Linked DNA regions of Mus musculus: regions 2, 3 and 4 are each linked to region 1. Evidence: chromatin loops called from intact Hi-C (ENCODE). Cell type or tissue: heart. All regions are shown on one strand. Region 1 has its middle 16 kb from the start of 1700025C18Rik. Region 2 overlaps Slc35c2 (solute carrier family 35, member C2). Region 3 overlaps Zfp663 (zinc finger protein 663). Region 4 has its middle 11 kb from the start of Elmo2.

Region 1 (5,000 bases):
AACCGGGGCCAGAGAAGTCAAGGATGGAGGCAGGAAAGTAGTAGAGGGAGTGGATGGAAAGAAAATGGATGATGGAGAGAGAGAGAGAGAGAGAGAGAGAGAGCCTCAGGAAGATCCAGAGGAAGACCAGAAGAGAGTATGCTTCTAGTCCAGCAATATCAGGGCTCCCTAACTAGTCAGGAGCCTGCCATACAAATGGAATCTGGAGCGATTAAAACCATGTTGTGGCTCTATATATTTATTGGCACGGAGAGACATCTGGTGTATCCCGCTAAGCAAAGAAAGCTGCTTACAAAACAGTGCATGTAATAATATCTCAAGTTTAAAAACTATTTGTGGCACACAGAAAGCAATTCTGAAAGGACCGTACCTTATGATTGGCAGGATGGTGGGAGGCGCACAGGTGGCCTTGTTTTCCTGGCCCTGTGCATCGCTCCGATGGGGGTGTGATTCTGGAGTATGGCTTTTATAATTAGCCAAAACAATAACACTTGTTTGAGAGAGAACCCGGGTGTGGTGAAGGGGCTGGAGATGAAGGAGGTGGGCAGGAAGTGGGAAGGATGGATTGAGGGCCAGACAGTCCCTGAAGGAAGTGGGAGGGAGGCCTGGTGTGAGGAGGAGGCAGGGGCTAGCTGGACAGACGGACAGACCCAGATCGACACATCCGCAGGGCAAGAGACAGAAGGCCTGGTGCTGAAGAGGAAGCACAGACCCAGCCCACTGCCCCTGGGGCAACACCTGCTGGGTTGCCAGCAGGTGATCTTTCTAGAATTCTTATTTTACCACACGACTAGTTTCAGAAAAGCCTCCTTCAGGAAGGACCTCCCCACCCCAAACTGCAGCACGATTCCCCACCCCCTTTTTAAATTAAAACTGCATCTCCCCACCCCGGCGGGTGGGTTTGTAATTTTCTATGCCCGGCTGACTCCAGGGGAGAGCAATCCTCCTCCGGGGCACAGCCTTTAATAACTTCTGCTGCCCAAGGAACCTACTGCAAGCCTGAGTCTGCGAGAGGGCATCTGTGTGCGCACACCTGGAGAAGGGCCACCTCAGGCTACGTTGTACCTAGTAGGGCTGCCCAAAAGCAGTGTCCAAGTCTTGGGTTGCAGTGCCTTGGGCCCAGGTCATTGTGTAACAACTTCAGCCAAAGCCCCTAGGGCTTCATCCAACCTCCTGAATGGCAGAGGATGAAGACGGTGTGCTTAGAACACGCTACCTGACCTGCTCATGTTCCTGTCAGGACTATATATATATATATATATATATAGTGTGTGTGTGTGTGTGTGTGTGTGTGCGCGCGCCAAGCAAAGGATTGAATACATTGAGATTCCCTGTCTTTCCATCCTAAACCCTCCATATTAACAAGACCTTCAAACTATAAAATTAGCTGCATTTGCGTGTTGGGAAACAACGCAGAACCCTCTCATTCCCCCCTGAGAAGCACCTTTAAGAGCCAATAGACTTTGCCCCAGGGAAGGGATCTTGGCCCAGGTGGCCTCATCTTTTCTAGTCTCCAGACCTACATCCTCGACCGCTTAGTTGCCCAGCTCAGACCCCCGTTTGTCCCAGTCTTGATGGGAACGAACTTAGATCTAGATCTCAGCTCTAATCCGAACAAGTTGTTTGGCCTCTAAGCCCCATCTGTGAAATGGGTGCAGTACGATCCCACACCTCAGATGAGTGTTCAGACTGAGACTGCCTGTTAAGTTCTAATCAGAACTGAGGAGTGAGGAAGGCAGGAGGACAGGCCTCATTTCCAAAGCATGGGCCCTGTGCAGAGCCAGCTCAAAGCAGAGCTATCATCACCTAGGACTGTCAAGCAGCCAGCAAGGACTTTAGAGTGTTACCTTGCTGCCACCTGCTGGCCACTATCAGCATCACAGGCACCCCTCCATCTCTGCCACCCCAACACCTGCTGGTCCTCCCTTTAACATTCAGGCTGGACAGGAAGGATCCTTAGAAAACCAGTCATTCATTCATCAGGGATGTGTGGCAGAAGCCCATACTGTAGGGAACTCCCGGCATCACAGACAGCTCATGTTAAGCTGCTGTAGAACCAGAGCATGCCCACCTCTTCCCTCTGGGAGGGATGCTAAAAGATACAAAAGTTACTTTGCTATGCTTGGCTCTGCAGACTTTCGGAAGAAACTTCCAGAAGCCGACCAGAGACATGAATGGAAGCAGACAGTGAGTCAGGGAGTTGAGCCAGGGAACACGTTGAACCGAGAAAGTGACAGACAAAAAGCAGCAGGACCATGCGCAGGCTGTGGGCGTGTGAGGTTACATCACTCTAGGGAAACGGGGTGTGGTCACCCCTCAGGGATAGGAGGCAGCTCAGCTGACATAGTGTTTGCCTGACATGCATAAAGCCTCAGGTTTAGTCCCTTGAACTGCACTGAACTGTTTCTGGTGGCTCATGCTGATAACCCCAGCACTGGAGGGTCAGCTTGCCCTCCTCTGCCGTGTGGTGAGTTTCAGGCCAGCCTGGCGTGCATAAGACACTATCTCAATTAGCTGGACTGATAGTGTGTGCTCCTGGGCACTCACTCTCCTAGCTGTTCCCAGCCTGGCCTGCAGCCACCACAGCCACAAAAGTATCCAGGATGGGGGAAGCCCCAACCATTAATCCCAAAGCCAACAGGAAACCCACTGCTTACACAGCAATGTGAGCCAAGGGCAACTGTACTCAGAGTGTGTTCTCTGATCCTGCAGTATCAGGACCACCTGGGGAACTTGCTGGAAATGCAAATTCTTGGTCCTGGTCCCAGATCTGAGCCAGAAACATGGGAGGTGCGGCCCAGCAATCTGTCTCTCGGCAACCCTCACAGTTGGTCACTTTGTTCCTTCAAATCCAAGAACCTGTAACCTGGAGGAGAGTCTGGAAGCCACCACCGCCACCAGCACCTGCCGCGAGGGTGTGACAGCTGCCCTCTAACAGAGGCAAAGGTGGCAGTGACTGGCCCAAGATCACTCAGGTAACAGGTGGGAGATGAGTCTTTTGCCTCTATCCAACACACATGCATGTGTACGCGCACGCGCGCGCGCGCGCGCGCACACACACACACACACACACACACACACACACACACACCCTGCCATGGAAGTTAGCGCCACCAACATTTGGGCTCTAGGCAGGGGATGAGTATTAGACCCTAAAGTTCTCCTCCCCCTCTGTCATACTTCCCTCTGCTTTCTAAACTGAAGCTTCCACCTGGTGCCACCAAATGGCCCTGGAAGCTCTTCTGGGAAGACTGCCAAAGCCAGGTGTCCTTCTCTTGGCTTTCAGCTGCACCCTCGTCCCTCAGCATCCCCGGCTTCCATCAGGACCAGCCACTGCCAGCTCCACCCTCTAAGCAGTGGGATCCAAACATCCTGAGACCCACGGGTTAAACCTCAGTAGGAGTCTTGCGGGAACCCTCTTTCAGGCACGTCTCCTCCTTCCCCTCCTTGTCCCCCGGCCTTCCTTCCCTCCCCTCTGCTCCCACTCCATCTGCCGCTCCTCCTGGCTAGGCTCCCCTACAGTTGGCACAGCAGGAAAAGAGAACAGGATGGTCTATTTTTATCCCGAGATGTTGTCGTGGGGCAGGAGAGGGACCCAGGATCTCCCTGAAAGCTGTCGCCCACCATGCCTAGGTTCTGGAAAGCAGAGAGCCAGATCTTGGAGCAGCTTGGAGATGAGAGTTCATGGGCCACTGCACAGCCCTGTGTCACCGATGGCAAGTCACTCCACCTCTTTTTACCCATTTGCACCCCTGCAAAACAGCGAGGCACACCGACCCTGCCTGCCCTGCAAGGCTGCTTCTGTGTACCTGAAGCCTTGCAAGCTTGCTGCTGGTTGTGAGCACACAGGCAAAACTCCCTGGAGACACAGCAGTCTGGGGACACTCTTACTTAAGCTCAGAAAAGATCCTAATTCTTTCAACCTAACAGCAAACCCAGCATGTCCACCCTTCATCTCCTTTGTACATGTTTGATGGTTTTTTAAAATTACATAATCATTATATGAATCTTCTGTTCTCTTGGAAAAATAATGAAGCATTATTGGAAACACAACACTCCCACCCACCCACTTCAGACCACACCATTCTTTTTTTAAAAAAGATAGTTCGTTTATATTATGTGTACAAGTGTTCCACCTGTGTGGACAGTGCACACATGATACACATATGCCCTGTGTGAGGGCTGGAAACTAAACCCAGAGCCTTCGCAGGAGCTGCTGCTCCTAGCCCTGACCCATCTCGCTAGACCACTGTCAAAGTTGGGATTTTCAATGCTTTGTTTTACCCACACAGGCATTCATGGTATCTTAGCTTTCCTTCCATATCTATACATACTGTATTCAAATATAATATGCAGCCTGCTTACATACTGTCATATCGTATATAAAAACTGTTTGAAGGATGTGTGGCTTTGTGTGTATGGTTCGGGTTGTTGGGAGAAGTTGTTGCTCTTTAATGTTTGTTTTTGAGACAGTATCATTGTGATGGTTTGTAAATGCTAGGCCCAGGGAGTGGCACTATTAGGATGTGTGGCCTTGTTGGAGTAGGTGTGTCACTGTGGGTGTGGGCTTTAAGACCCTCACCCTAGCTGTCTGGAAGTCAGCTTCAGCCTAGCAGCCTTCAGATGAAGATATAGAACTCTCAGGTCCTCCTGCACCATGCCTGCCTGGATGCTGCCATGTTCCTGCCTTGAGGATAATGGACTGAACCTCTGAACCTGTAAGCCAGCCCCAATTAAATGTTGTCCTTTTAAGAGTTGCCTTGCTCATGGTGTCTGTTTACAGCAATAAAACCCCAACTAAGACAATCATGTAGCCCAGGCTGACCTTGAGTTAACTATATATCCAAGGCTAGCCTTGAACTCCTAGTCCTCTTCCTCCTGAGTGCTAGGGTTACAGGCATGCACCACTGTTGAGGTTTGATCTTGCTCTGTATTGTAATGGGTTTGTGGCCCCAAGACCTGGAGTCTGTACTGTAGACAACCCCCCCAAGTGACCCCAA
Region 2 (5,000 bases), 200 kb before region 1:
CAAAGGGGGCCATCTCCACCACAGTCCATACATAGCTTTATAGTAGCAAGACCCAGATGTGGGCTGGGCTGTATAGATGGGTGGTAGAGCATAAGGCTCTGTGTGTGTGTGTGTGTGTGTGTGTGTGTGTGTGTATACACGTGTACATGTATACTGACATGCACGTCATCTAACATGCATGTCATCTAAAGGTGAGGGCCCTACATCTGTACATTTTGTATCTGTATACAGTCAGCCTCCACCAGAGTCCACAGGTACAATTCCTCCTGTTCTGATAATGGACACGCATTGCCCTGGGCTCTGTAGTAGCCACCTTGGTCCCTGAGTCTCAGGCCATCTGTGGGGGACTATTTCAAAGCCCCCCTTCTTTCTCCTACCTCAGATAATCAGCTAGCCGCACTCCCCACCCCGCGATACCATGCTGAAGAAACATGGTAGCTGTTGAGTAGGGCCAGGAGGGCTGCGCAGGCCCCAGCCTCCCACTCTCCCCTTGCTGCTTTCAGGTCTCCACTTGTCCACCTCTGAGAAGATCTTCCGCTTCCAGGACACAGGGCTGCTCCTGTGGGTGCTTGGGAGCCTCCTCCTCGGTGGGATTCTGGCCTTCGGTTTGGGCTTCTCCGAGTTCCTCCTGGTCTCCAGAACGTCAAGCCTCACACTCTCCATCGCTGGCATCTTTAAGGTACACACTGGGCAGCCACCCCAGACCTGCCCTGGAAGGAGCCCCCTGAGGGATGCAGGATGTGATGTCATTGTCCCCTGTGGAGCTGAGCCAGTGTCACTTCTCACCAGCACGTAGCTCTGAGGACGCAGGCCAGGCCTCACACCGCCAGGCCTGCAGTGGGCCTACCTTGGGCCTGACTGGCAGCTTGAGTTACATGGCAGTAGCCTGGAGCACTGAATGCTGATCTGTGCAGAGTCCCAGCACTGAGGGCTGGGTGCACAGGTCATGTCTATGGAGGAGCCTGGTCAGGTAGACCCCATGCCGGAGCAGTGACACCCAAAGCAAACATTTGGGTGTTAAGCATCTTCTAGCTCTGATGAGGAGAGACCTGTCTTAACGCCATGCTGAGAGCTGTCCATCTGTGGGTGCCTAGCAACAGCCGACTCCCTTACTGTTGGGGGCACGTGTGCCGCAGTCTGGGGGTTGGTTGGCATTCAGTTTTTGCTGAGAGGCATGCATCTCAGTAACAACAGGTCTGCAGGCTGGTGGTCTGGGTACAGAGGTCCCCACCTCTGCCTGTCACACCAAGTGGTCTGGCTTTGGCCTCAGTGTACACAGAGCCCCGCCTTCCTGGCCACAGAGTCAGCTTCTGACCCATGGTCTGCCTTTACCCACAGGAAGTCTGCACCCTGCTGTTGGCAGCTCACCTGCTGGGCGACCAGATCAGCCTCCTGAACTGGCTGGGCTTTGCCCTCTGCCTCTCTGGCATCTCCCTGCATGTGGCCCTCAAGGCTCTACATTCCAGAGGTACTGTGGCCTCCTCCCCATGGCTTAGTGTTACTGACTGCCCCTCCCACCATCTAGCCACCAATTGCCAGCTGTTGCTGTAGCTCATGTGCCAGGTGGTGCTACCACCCTGGGAGGATATAAGGGCCATCCCCAGAGAAGTTTACTAGGTCAGTAACTGTGACGTGTCTACCCCAAGGTGATGGTGGCCCCAAGCCCCTGAAGAGCCTGGGCTCCAGCGCTGACCTGGAACTGCTGCTCCGGAGTAGCCAGCAGGAGGAAGAGGACGGGGAAGAGGAATATTTTGTGACCCAGGGACAACAGTGACCAGCCCAGGAGCAGCAAAGCAGGCCACTCTGTGGTCATCCCTGCTGGCAGATCTTGGCCAGGTCCAGCAGCCCAGCCGGTTTCTCAGAGCCGCTGCAAGTGGTGGCCTCAGAGCTTCCTGCAAGGACTCTGAGCCTCCGGCTCTTCCCTGTGGAGCTTGGTCCCAAAAAGCGAATGCCAGGCTCACATAGGACCTGAGCTGTCAGTGAAGGGAGCCAGTGGCCTGTCTCCACCATTGTTCTGGTTCTGAGAGCCAAGGTGAACGTGAGAGATGAGGTAGTCTCTCAGATTCGGACTGTGGGGTATCAGGAAAGGAGTCATGGAGAGACTAGGCCTCATCACCTGGACTGCAGCTTCCTCAGAGAGTAGATTTATTTATAGTTGAAATAATGATTTCCTCTCCACAGCCCAGTGTTGCCTAAGGCATGAGAGCAGGGAGAGCCCTGGGGCCTGGCCTCTCCTCCGTTCCCTGCCTGGGGCCTTGTCCTCCGCTCCGCCTTCTGTAGCCCATGCTCCTGTTTGTGCCCCAGGCCCCATCCTTGGGGCCACACCATGGACCCACCGCAGGAAATAAATGAGTGTTTGCTCAGTACCAGCCTCTGGAGACTACCAGTGCCTCAGCCCAGATTTGCATTCCGGCTCTGCCTTGTACTGTGTGACCTTAAGCGGATAACTTAGTTTCTCTGTGCTGTAGGTTGTGTGTCTGCTTTTTAAAGGCGTAATCCCTTTTTAAAAAGGGAATAATGTCTAGCTCAGGCTTTCTGGAAAATGTTACAGATTCAGTGTTATATATTCTTAAAGTACTGTCAAGAACCAAGAGACCAAGACTTAGAAAAAGAAGAATTTACCGGCTCTGGGCCAACTTGTGCCCTTCTCTAAGGTCATGCCACAGGGCTGAGCCCTCTTGTGGCCTGACACCGTCCTCGGGGCTGGTTCTCCTCTGCCTTGGCCCAGGTGCTGCTGGCCCAGGAGGCTTGACCGGAGACGTGCTTCAGGCACTCACAGCAGGTGGCGCCATTTGCCTACACTGTGGTTCCAGCCCTGCCTGCTGCCACCCCTGCCCAAACCCTGGCAGCAGAGGGTGCCTGACTGTGCGGTGATGTCTGTGTGGCTTTGGGCAAAGACCCAGGAGGGGCTCTGAGTGGAATTGGAGCGACTCGAGCTGCATTGGCTATGCCCAGAACATGAGCCGGACTCCAAACTTGTAGAGGGGACAAATAGTAAATATTTCCATTGAGGGCCATATGGTGTCTGTTGCAACTTGAAGCAGGAAAGAAGCCTTGCATGGCACAGACACAAAGGGGGTGTGGCTACATCCCAGTAAAATCTGGTTTCCAAAATGAGTTCTTGCCCACCCCTGCTGTAGAGGGATCCCTGTGAGTTTAGAGTCTGGCGGGGAGACTGAGGCCCAGGAGCAGCCAACCTCAAAGGGACTGGAACTATGATCAGCTTTGAGACCTGATTCCCTGCCAACCCCCACACTCCAGAGAGCTACCTTATCCGGCCCCTGCCTGTCTTGGGTTCTGCGAGCTCAGAGGGCAGGATTATAGAATGCTCTTGTTCCAACTCAATGATGTGGGAAGAGACAGGCCAGGAGGGGCTGAGGTGGCTGCCTATGAGGGAGAGAGCCGCACACAGCCCGCTGGCTCAGGTGGATGAGAGCTTCCTGTCTGCTCTGCCCCGCCCCCCTCTCCAGGACACAATCTGGCACTGCTGTCTGGTGCAGTAATTACAGGGTGCGGAGTGGGTCCTCACCGCTCACATGTTGGGTTCAATGACAGCCCCTCACTTAGCAGCAATTACCAGCCAGGCCTAGAGGAGGCCTCCCTTTCCTCCTCCCCCACCCGGCCCACCCAGTTGCCTGGCCTCCTGGTCTAGACTGTCCACCCTCAGCCCTGAGCCCTCCAACCACCCATGCTGTCTGCAGCCACTGCATCTTGGGGGCTGCAGCATCACCATGGCAACTCAGCGTTTGCCCAGGTTGAAGGAAGCTGAGGATGTGACTGGTCTCTCTGAGGCTGTACAGTTGTCCCCAGCTCCAGGGCTGCTGCAGCAGCGGAAGGGGGGCGGAGGGGGGGGGTTGACCTAGGTCTGGGTTTTAAGTGCTTATGTGCCCACCACCTCTCCCAGGAGCCCACAGTGGGAGGAAGGTTAATGACCCCAATATACTAGGACGTTTGTGGTTGGTGTGCTGACAAGAACAAGCCAGGGGTTTGCTGAGAGCCTGGTATACCTGCATCTTTAATTCTGGTACCCTCTCTACCCTTGGGGCTCAGGGGATCATCTCCATCTGTTTTTTCCTGTGCTGTAAAGATCCCGGTGGCCTGAGAGGAGTTGCCTGGAGCCAGGAGAATTTGCCCCATGGTACCTGCCAGCATCCTATTGCAAAAGCCCTGAGGATGGAGGATCCTGGATCATCCTTCCAGGGGAAGCCATCCAGGGAGTGTTGGCCACGTGGCAGACAGCTGCACTTGAAGGCAGAGTCCTTTGTCCTAGCCCAGGGAAAGCGAGCAGGGGTGGGGAGGACAGGGGCCACTCTCTGACCCTCCATATAAGTTATTTAATGCCAGGTGGCCCGGTCCAGCTAGAATTTGTGGACCTATTTCAACTTGGCTGAGGAAACGAACCTCACAGAGGCCGAGGATCTAGACGTCCTCCATTTTTCTCTGCCCCAGTGGGCATGTTGCTGATTACACACACACACCCACCCCACACATACCCAAGTCTGTTTCTTTACCCATAAATGGGATAGCGCTATCTCCTGAGCAACTGTGGAGACAGAGAGATGTATGGAAATCCACTCACAGTGCTGGACACACAGTTATTAGCAGTCGGTATCCAGATTGAGGAAGCCACAACCTACCCAGGTGACAAGGAAGAGGAGTCCCCACATTTAGGGGTTACAGCCAAGAGCCTCTTAACGGGTGTTCCTTTCATGGAGGAATTTCCAGGAGTGGAGTGATGGCACTGTAGGCAAAAAAAAAAAAAGTGCTTGCCACTAAGCCAGAAACTTGAGTTTGATCCCTGGGCCCCACATGGAGGAAGGAGACAGCATCTCCACAGATTGTCCTCTGACTACCATAGTGTGGGGCATTACTCATACATACCCCTCCCTAAGTGCTATAAAAATGGGATTTTTTGTTTGTTTGTTTGTTTGTTTTAAGTGTGAATAGTGCTAGTTGTAATTTTGAAATAATTTGTTCAGTAAAACAGGCAGGTTCCCATC
Region 3 (5,000 bases), 290 kb before region 1:
TGCCTCCACCCTTTCATGCTGTCTCCCCATTCTGAGCTTCCGTCTATGGCTGGCCACTAAGAGGGCCGTCCATCCGGCTTTCTGTTCTTTCGCTTTGGGGGGAGGGGCAGTGCACGTGCCACTGTGTGCAAATGCAGGTCAGAAGTCTCGGACTCCGTTCTCTCCTTCCAGCTTCTGGTTCTGGTTCTCAAGCTTGGAGACAAGTGTCTTGCCCACCGAGCCATCTCCCCGGCCCAACTTTATTTTCCTTCAATCTCTATTGTCCCCAGTATTGGTGAGTGAATCCAAGGCCTTATATACGGACTATACGCAGGCGCTCCGCCCCAGCCCTCTCAGCATGTATACAGCATGCTGCCTGCATGTATGCCTGCAGGCCAGAAGGGGGCACTAGATCCCATTATAGACAGTTATGAGCCACCATATTGGGTGCTGGGAATTGAACTTGGGACCTCTGGAAGATCACCCAGTGCTCTCTGAGCCATCTCTCCAGCCCCTCTCTTTGATGCTTACAGCCATTCCCATCTTCCCTGGCTTATCATCAGTTTCTCACTCACATTGCATTGGTTCTGCGGCCTGTGAGCCCCTTCCCCAGCTTGCTTTTCGGACCTTGATTCTCTCTTATTCTCATGTCACAGGTCTTTTCCGTCTTCTGTGCTGCAGCTACCCGGGTGGCTGTCTGCATTTGCTCTGCTACCTGGAGCTGAGGCTCCGCTCCTGATCTTTCCCATGGGATAGGGCCTGGCCTGAGGCCTTTCACGCGAGATGATGGGAGATGCCTTAGGATGTTGTCTTCAGACTGTATAGATTGAGACAGGGAGACAAACTCCAGGGGACCCCTCCTCTGACAGAGAGTGGGATTTACTATTCCCCCAGAATCACCCAGAAGAAAATCGTGCCGCATCAGGGCGCTCTGCACAGTGCCCAGCTCCTGACTGGCTCTGAAGGTCTCAGACTCCAGGGGACAGTACCCTGCGCATTCTAGGGAACGACCCTGAATATTAACCCTCAGGGCTGAGGATCTGCCCAGAAGTCTGGCAGTCTGTCTGCTGATCACAGCTCTGGTCAACCCCCAGCCTCTGCGCTTTCTAAGCTAAAAGGCCTTGCTGGGTTCTATAAGGAGATCTGAGGCGCTGCTCAGTCTGTGTCTGTGGGGTGGCAACAGGTGCCTGGGGTACCTGCCACCCACTCACTGTCTGCCAGAAACTAATAGAAATTTCTGACATGCCCACAGCCCGGCCCTGTGCTCCTCTGTGAGGACAACAAGCCTGGGACGCCCTTGCTTCTCTCTCAAGACGCAAGAGCAGAAGAGCGAGCTGTGTGACACAAACCCTAGAAAGCCACTCATTCTTGGGCTTGTCATTTCTGAGCACCACTGCAGACCCAAAGCCCTGCTTCCAGTCCCTTCTTGGGCCTCAGGGCCTATGAGTTTTCTGTACTGGTTACTACTGCCTCTGCTTCTCCAATCTTCCGGTTCTTTGTGGACAATTCCCTCCTTGCAGTTTTGGATACTGCTGAGATATGTAGGCATAATTTTTTTTGCAACTTACTTTTAGTAAGAGTTCAGTCTCTCCAATAGCCCACCACCCAGCAGAGGTCGTGGAAGAGAAAAATTGTTAAGATCTGGGGGAAGTGGACCTGTTCAGCTGTAGTTCTTTGGGGACGAACTTGATCTTCTTGGGTTCAGTCCTGTAGCAAATACCAAATACGACTCAGCCGCTGCAGACCAGCAGATACCAGGCATGAACCAGCAGCTACAGACCAGTCCTTTCTGCAGGAAGATACCAGGCACCAACCAGCAGCTGTAGGTCAATCCTGAAGAAACTGCCAGGCTTCCTAACCGGCCTAAGGCAAGGCTGCAGAAGCAGCAAGCTGCCGCAGGAGCCTCACAAGCAGTTCTCGGGTGAGTGTCTCTCAGTGGTGGTGTTAGCATAAGTTGAGCTCAACAGCACTATGTAAGGTCTTCACTAAAGACATGTACCAATACATGCGTGACTTTAGTGAAGAATAGCGAGACAGAACAAATCAAACCGATGCTCAGTGCTCGTCCCCCATTGTCCGTGGGGTCGTATTTATACTCCTTCATCAAGAGTGTCTGTGGGTGGGGTCATATTTATACTCACTCCTTCATCAAGGGTCCTCTCGCATGTCTGCTCTATCCAAACATCGTTTCACGTGTGTCTGCTTCAGGAAAACTGTCTTTCACGTGTCTGCTTTAGCAAAAGATCCTTTCACCTGTGTGCCCCAGCAAACCACCATTTGACATAACTAACTTTCCAAAGAACTAAAAGTTTCTACTTCGGAGATAGATCTGATTTCTAAAAGAGTGGGCTTGTCCCTATCTCTCTCTCTGGAGTCCAAAGCTTATCTTATGCCCATCTCTCCCTCCCTTCCTCCTTCCCTTCCCTTCCTCTCTCCCTCTCCCTCACCTTCCCTTCCCACCTCTTTCTGTCTTTCCCTACTTCCCTCCCTCCCTTCCCTCTTGATCTCTTCCCATTCCCTCTCTCCCCAGCACATTCTTTGGGCTTTACAATCTCATCTCAGGACAGTATGTGGCCCTAAGCCGCGTGCCCACTCACTACCTTCAAAGCTCCTCTCCTTCTCTTCTTTCCTGCTCAACTCCAGGCACACTCTGTCACAGTGACCTTATCCCAGCTGTTAGAGAAGTCTCTAACTTCTTACTGGATCCACTTCCTAACCTGATCACTTGGAGAGAGGTCAACTTGCTTTGTTGTAGGGCGTTTAGCTGTGTGTCTGGATGAATCCACTAGATGGCAGCACTACACTAGTGCTGCCCTCTCAGTGTAGCAAATGTGCAGCCCACAGATGTTGCCAGATGTCCCCAGGGAGGCAACCACTGCTGTGGCTGAGAACCAGTTTCTCTCTTCTTCCCTTCCTTCCTCCCTTCTTTCTTTCTTCCTTCCTTCCTTCCTTCCTTCCTTCCTTCCTTCCTTCCTTCCTTCCTTTCCTTCCTTCCTTCCTTCCTTCCTTCCTTCCTTCCTCTTTCTTTCTTTCTTTCTTTCTTTCTTTCTTTCGTTCTTTCTCTTTCTTCCTCTTTTCTTTCTCTCTCTTTCTCTCTTCCTTCCTTCCTTTCTTTTTAAATTAAATGTATATGGGTGTTTTGTCTCCATGCATGCCTGGTACCCAAGGAGGCCTGAAGAGAGCATTGGACCCCATAGAATGGAAATTAAAGGCGTGTGGGCCGCCATGTGGGTGCTGGCCTCAAACCCCTGTCATCCACAAGAGCAGCCAGTGCTCTTTAGCACTGAGGCATCTCTCTAACCTGAGAATCGGCTCCTTAAGTCAATCTATAGTTTGTTCCTAGAGTGTTGCTCTCAAAATATAAATCTAGTTGTGTTAGCTGAGTTGCCTGTGTGTCTCTGCAACCCATAGATGATCCCCAAGAAGGGAGATGTTTCATGAGATATGAACAGGCTAAACCAGAGGTGTGTTTGTAAAAAATACTGGAATTTCCATTACCTTTGGGAGTTTGTTTGTTTGTTTGTTTGTTTGTCTAAAACTAAACTTGTTGACCTCTAGTTTGGGGGATTACTTGAGGACTGTGTGCATACACTAAGATTGCCAAGGGATGTGCTGATGGGAGCCACCAGCCTACCCTTTCTTCCTCTGCCCCTCCCCCACACTTGAACTGTTCTGGCCTCTCCCAGGCCTCCAGTCTCCTCCTCTCTCACCACCCTCCCTGTAACTCCTCTAACACCAGCTCTGTTTTCAGCTACCCTCTAAGCCTTTACTCATGCTACAGCTGCAGTTGCCCAGAGCTTGCTGTGCACAGACAACGACTGGAGAGATGGCTCGGAGGGTGAATTGCCCACCGAGATGCATAAGGACCTGAGTACAGAACTCCAGCACCCATGTTTAAAAGCCAGGTATGGTGACACAGCCCCAAGAAACCACTAGGCAAGTGGCACAAACCTCAGCAACTCCAGTGTGCTCCCTACCAGGAGGCAGAGACAGGAGACCCTCCAGAAACCCACAGCCAGTTAGCCATGGTGCACAGACTGAAGAGACCCTGTCTCAAATAAGGTGGGGAGGTGAGGACAGACATCCTCTATCCTCACAGGTGGTCACCACACGCACATCTCAGCATGCGTGGTCTGCACCTTCACACTGGAATGAGCACACATGCACACAGGCTTACACGCATAAACATACACATATACAACATACCCATATATGCATACAATACAAGCATATACATACATACATACATACATGCATACATACATACATGCATACATACATACACACCTTCACACAGGAATGAACATTCATGCACATAGACTCACATACATAAACATAAACATGCACATAGACAACACACATATACACACAATATGCACATACACACATACATACATATGCGCACATATACACCCCCACCCTACCTTAACAAAATTGATTTTAAAAATACAAGATGAAGAGGTACCAAGGAAAACATTCATCACTGACCTTTGATATCCATATGAGCACACACGTGTGCACATACATGCACACATACAAACTTGGTGGCATGTGACCTAAAGAAAGAAGTACGTCTCCCGCAGTTCACTGCTGCCAATGTTTGTATGTGTAGGAAATCTCAAGTCTGTAAGATCCTTACAGAACAAGCTCCAGCCTAAGTGTCCTCCGCAGCCAGAGCAGATCGACACGGATAGGGCAACTCATTCCCTAGCTGTGTCTCCTGTTGCTTTGCTTCTGAGCCTTTCCAACTGAGCCCCGTTGGTCTGTTTCAGGGACCAGTGTTGTTCGAAGATGTGTCTGTGGTCTTCACTCAGAAGGAGTGGCAGCTGCTGGATGCTGCCCAGAGGCACCTGTACAGGGAAGTGATGCTGGAGACCTACAGGCACCTACGAGCAGTGGGTAAGCCCCACCCTGACACTGCGCATAGACTCACAGACAAGACTCCCATCAGTTTGTAAAAGTTTTTTTTTTTTTTTTTTTTTTATCTTAGAAGCCGAATCAGTGTCAAGAGTAAAGTTTTA
Region 4 (5,000 bases), 260 kb before region 1:
CTGGTATCTTAGGAACAAGGACCAGATGCAGGATTAGTCACATGGCCACATGCAGGAATAGTAGGCTAAGGAAGGAAGGGCCACATCAGCTGGGATAAGCCACCCTGTGGGACGAGGAGCTCGGGAAGCTACTGAACAATGGGGACCCAGAGCACTCCTGGGACGGCTTTAGCTGGGTTGAGGAATGACCGTTAGACGAAGGCCAGAATAAAGGCTCTAACCCGGAAGATAAGGTTTAGACCACCCATGTTGAGAGGATGCCAGACTGGGTGACGGAGGAGAAAGGATGATTTCAAAATGCCACCCTGGCCTCAGTTACAGCAGCGGACACTGCAGTTTTGCTCACTAGCCTTCTGAATGTTGAGGAAGTGGGCTGGTGTGATGGCTCAGTGGGTACAAGGGCAGGCTGTATAGCCATGAGTGTCTGAGCTGGAATTTCCAGTCAAGAGTTGCCTGGCTGTGTGCACCTGTAACTCAGAGCTGAGAGGAGCAGAGACAGGAGGATCCTGCTTGGGGGAGAGGGACATGATGGCATCCAGCCTAGCTCCAGGTTGAGTGGGAGATCTTCTCTCATGGGAGTAAGGTGGAGGATGATAGAGGAGGCATTTGAAGTCCTCTTCTGACTCAGCACACACACACAGTCATGCACATCTGTACAAACGCATGCACATCCACTGCACACACATACAACCACCTATACACTTGTATAGCCACACACTCACACATACACCATGTTTGCACCCCTCACTCACAAATTCATATACACAAACAGAAACACATCCATACATTCACATGTATGCACATTCATACACACACACAATTTATATTTCTCTGCTTACACACTCTGCCTGTGAATTTGAAAATGAAGGTGTTTGGCCCGGGTCATACATAGGGAACATTCAACAGACACTTATAGAAAACAACCAGACAATGTGTCTGGAAGGGAGGAGTTCTCCTATAGAATTCACCAGAGCCACAGGACCTTGTCCCCAACCAAGACAGTCCCCAGGGAAGAGTGGTGGGCCTCCATTCCCTCCAGGATGTCTGCCTTCATTTCTCAACCAATAGGCAGTTGGTTCTTCTGAAAATCCCCAGTCAGAGCAGCAGAACTTCGAGGTGTCTGCTGGGGCAAAGGAAACAGACTAGGCCCCTCAGATGCCACTTTTCAGGGTGAAGACAAGGGATTGCACGAGAGGGGGAACCTTCTGCGTCAAAGCTTGTTTGACTGATTTTTTTTTTATATACTGGGAAGTGAACCCCCAGCCTTGGGCCTGCTAGGCCACACTCACCACATGGCTCTCCCTTCTGTCCTCTCTTTACTTTCGGTTTTGAGGCGGGGATCTCACTAAGTTGCCTGAGCTAGCCTTGGATTTGTGATCCTCCGGCCTCAGTCTTGAACTTACTTTGTATGGAGCCCAGACTGGCCTTGCATTTGCAATCCTCCTGCCTCGGTCTTCTGTGTCGCTGGGATTTAGGCTGGCACTGTTTATGTCTTCTAGGCCTGTTCAGAGATGTCCTGACCTGCTGGAACTCATGCCTCACACTTAGCTAAAAATTTCATGTTATTAATTAAGATGTGTGCTGCTGTCACCTTAAGTCCTCCTGCTGGTGAAGCAGTTCCTGGGGCCAACCCTGGTGCTACAAGGGGCATAGATCCTGTTCAGAAAAGTGCACCTCCCACAAGAGTCCATGACCTCCCCCCCCCTTGTACACTGAAGTAGCCCACCATGGAGGGCCAGCACAGCTTCTTAAGACATTGGGGGGGCTGGAGAGTTGGCTCAACAGTTAAGAGCACTGGCTCTTTTCCCAGAGAACACTGAGTTCAGTTCCCAGCACCCAGATCAGGCTGCTCCAAAGCCCCTATAACTCCAGCTCCAAGGAACCCACCTGCCTCTCCTGGCTTCCTCTGGGCACATATCCACATGCCGACACGTACACATCATAATTAAAAATAAAACACTCCTTTTTAAAAGTTCTGAAAAGCTTGGCATGCCGGCACACACCTTTGATCCTAGCACTCTGGAGGCAGAGCACAGAGTGAGTTCCAGGACAGCCAGGCCTCCACAGAGAAACCCTGCCTCCAGCCACAACAAGAAGTAGAACAGGACAACAAGAAATGAGAGCCTGTGTACCGGAGGGTTTCCATGTAGTTCTCTGGCCAGGCTGGTTGCAAGGGTTCAGGCTAAGGGGAGAGAACTCTAGCAGAGAGGGGGAATGGCCTCTGCTGCCACCATCGCTGCCATTGTCACTGTCACTGCATCGTTGCTCCAAGACACTGCACTGGGTGGTCGCTCTGCTCTAGGTCAGGCTAGGTCAGACGAAACTGAGCTGGTGGGAGGCTGACCAGCCTGTGAGGGGCGTGGGGGAGCTTCTGGAGGCGTTTCGGGAGAGCAGTTCTCTTCTCTGGTAGCCGTGTTACAGCTCTTATGACAGAAGCACTTAGATGTTGGAGTTCTTCTTACACACCTTCAACCCCATACAGTTTTGGGGTGGGTCCGGGTCTGACAGTAGGTGCTTAAAGGTTGGGGATACCTTATCTACATGTGGGAGGGTTTGGGGTGCTACCTCTGTGTGACTGATGGTCACAAGTCTCTCTACGGGTGTGTGTGTGGTGGGGGAGCTATGGCTACATGATAGGGACCTGGTTCCCAGAGCAGGCAAAGCTCCTACCATCCCTTCAGGGTCTCTGGGACTTCTAACCTTAGCTCAACCTTACCAGACTTCCTCTCACAGTCCACCACCCCCACAAACAAACCTGAGTTTGGGAGATGGAGGCAGAAGGATGAAGAGTTCAAGGTCATTCTTGGCTACATAACAAGCTCAAGGCTAACCTGGGCTATATGAAACCCTGTCTCAGAAAAATCAGGAGACAGAAGGTGGGGGAGGGAAGGAAGGAGAGAAGAAGGAAGGGCAGAAAATTTAAAAGAGAAATCTCTCAGTGTCCCCAAGTGAAGCTGTTTCTAGGAGACAGGCCAGGGGGCGCTCCAGACCTAAGGGATGTGGTGTGGTTTCCAGAGCTCTGACCCTCAAGGTCAGAGTCCACTTGTTTGAGCCCCAGATCTGCTACTAAATAGCTGTGGAGCAAATGGCTTAATTCTGTAAGCGCCAGCTTAAGCCTGTGAAAAATGAGAGCAATAAGAATAATTCCTGATCCAAAGAGTCGGGGGGTGAAGGTTCAACCCGATGCAGTGTAAAAGTCCCCAGGAGTGAATAAATTAATGCGCAATTCTTAAAATGGTGCCTGCCCTCCACCTCTAGTTACACTGGTTAGTGGTCTTTATTATTTTCATTGCTTAGTGTGCTGGAAATTTTGCAAATCTCATTGACTAGCCTCCTCCCTACACACACACATACACACACACACACACACACACACACACACACACACACACTTTGCATGTTGCAAAAGGGTGGCTTCCTGATCCAGCATGCCTGTCTCTCAAGGCTATCTGAACTTGCCCCCTTGGGGCTGACAGCTCCCTGCTCCCCACAGTCTCCAAGGCCCTGTCCTTTCTTCCCTCTGCTTCTACACACACACAAATATGCCAGAAACCTCAGTTCCCAGAAGAACGATTTCCCCAAATTAAGTTATTGTGAATTATGTGCACCCAGCCTCTGAGAGCCAAAGCAGACTGGCTGGCTGCCTCGTGCCCTTTGCTTCTTGCTTAAAGAACCAAGTCCCCATAAATTTCTTCCCGTGCTGCTTTTGCCCATTTTAAACCACTTTGTCTCTCTTTCTATCTGAAGCCGAGTGCTGTCTCGAGAGAGACGAGGTAATGTTGTCTCAGACCTGGGCCTCAGACAGAACCAGGCTTAAACACCAGCTCCCTCTTAACCAGATGACTGAGGCCTGGGAACAATGGCTGCCGCAGGGTTTCCCTCTGTAAAAGGAGAGTGCTACCAGACTGTGCATCCGAGGATGAAATGAGAAGGGAGCCTGGCATAGACGCTCCTGTACAGCCTGTCTGTGAAGGTACGAAAAGGGGCCAGCAAGATGGCACAACAGGAAACACTGCCTGTTGACCTGAGTTTGAGTCCCAGAACTTGCAATAGGAGACTCCTGGAAGTTGTTCTCTGGTCTCCATATGTGTTCTGTGGCATGCACACATGCATATCACACACACACACACACACACACACACACATACACACACACGGCTGGTCTCCATATGTGTTCTGTGGCATGCACACATGCATATCACACACACACACACACACACACACACACACACACACACACACACACACACACACAGTGGTGGTTTGAAGAAGAATGGCCCCCTAGCCAGGTGTGGTGCAAGCCTTTAATCCCAGCACTCAGAAGGAAGAGGCAGGTGGATCTCTATGAGTTCAAGGCTAGCCTGATCTACAGAGCTAGTTCCAGCCCTGAGAAACCCTGTCTAAAAACAAACAAAAAGGTTGTCCCCCATAGGCTCACATTTTTGAATGCTTGGTCATCAGGGAGTGGCACTACTTGACAAGGACTAGAAGGTGTGGCCTTGATAGAGCAGGTGCTGTCTTCTTAGAGGATGGGTGTCATGGGGGGTGGGCTTTGAGCTTTCAAAAGCCCAAGCCAGGCCCAGGACCTCTGTCTTCCTTACATGTGGATTCAGACATGGGTCTCATTACTTCCCCAGCACCATGTCTGCCTGCACACCACCATATTCCTTGCTATAAAGAGAATGGATTAAGCCTCTGAAACTGTAAGCCAGCCCCAATTAAACGTTTTCTTTTCTAAGAGTTGCTGTGGTCATAGCCAGGCAGTGGTGGCACATGCCTTTAATCCCAGCACTTGGGAGGCAGAGGCAGGCAGATTTCTGAATCCAAGGCCAGCCTGGTCTACAGAGTGAGTTCCAGGACGACCAGGACTACACAGAGAAACCCTGTCTCGAAAATCCAAGAAAAAAAAAGATCATGGTGTCTCTTCACAGCAGTGGTCATGGTGTCTCTTCACAGCAGTGGAACCATGACTTGAACACCCACAGGTGAGCACACACATG

The links. Hi-C counts contacts between places; a loop is a spot of excess contacts. Peaks named below come from ENCODE experiments on the same cell type or tissue, not always from the same donor. Only the 100,000 strongest peaks of a DNase experiment are listed, where the experiment ranks them.
Region 2: it touches region 1 in a loop (10-fold over the local background); 36 of 42 quality-filtered maps call a loop at or near these places.
Region 3: a loop joins it to region 1, with 10 times the contacts of the local background. A loop is called at or near these places in 33 of 42 quality-filtered maps.
Region 4: it touches region 1 in a loop (11-fold over the local background); 18 of 42 quality-filtered maps call a loop at or near these places.

What each region holds. Positions count from the first base shown.
Region 1 is chr2:165,071,967-165,076,966 of GRCm38, reverse strand. No RefSeq gene overlaps it. Among named protein-coding and RNA genes, the nearest start is that of 1700025C18Rik, 16 kb to the left of the region's middle. In heart, no CTCF peak of the experiment used is centred here; DNase peaks (open chromatin) are centred at 1,876 and 2,396; H3K27me3 peaks cover 4,669 bases.
Region 2 is chr2:165,273,920-165,278,919 of GRCm38, reverse strand. Slc35c2 (solute carrier family 35, member C2) reads left to right here. Exons shown (of 10, transcript NM_144893.2): 8 at 504-679; 9 at 1,339-1,468; 10 at 1,647-2,398. The coding sequence ends at 1,774. Among named protein-coding and RNA genes, the nearest start is that of Slc35c2, 11 kb to the left of the region's middle. In heart, a CTCF peak has its summit at 2,787 (motif pointing right); a DNase peak (open chromatin) is centred at 2,817; H3K27me3 peaks cover 366 bases.
Region 3 is chr2:165,358,849-165,363,848 of GRCm38, reverse strand. It overlaps Zfp663 (zinc finger protein 663), which reads left to right. Exons shown (of 6, transcript NM_001379474.1): 2 at 1,685-1,900; 3 at 3,761-3,884; 4 at 4,752-4,878. The coding sequence starts at 3,870. Among named protein-coding and RNA genes, the nearest start is that of Gm29831, 5.8 kb to the left of the region's middle. In heart, a CTCF peak has its summit at 2,766 (motif pointing right); a DNase peak (open chromatin) is centred at 2,848; H3K27me3 peaks cover 2,485 bases.
Region 4 is chr2:165,335,368-165,340,367 of GRCm38, reverse strand. No RefSeq gene overlaps it. Among named protein-coding and RNA genes, the nearest start is that of Elmo2, 11 kb to the right of the region's middle. In heart, a CTCF peak has its summit at 2,980; no DNase peak of the experiment used is centred here; H3K27me3 peaks cover 1,038 bases.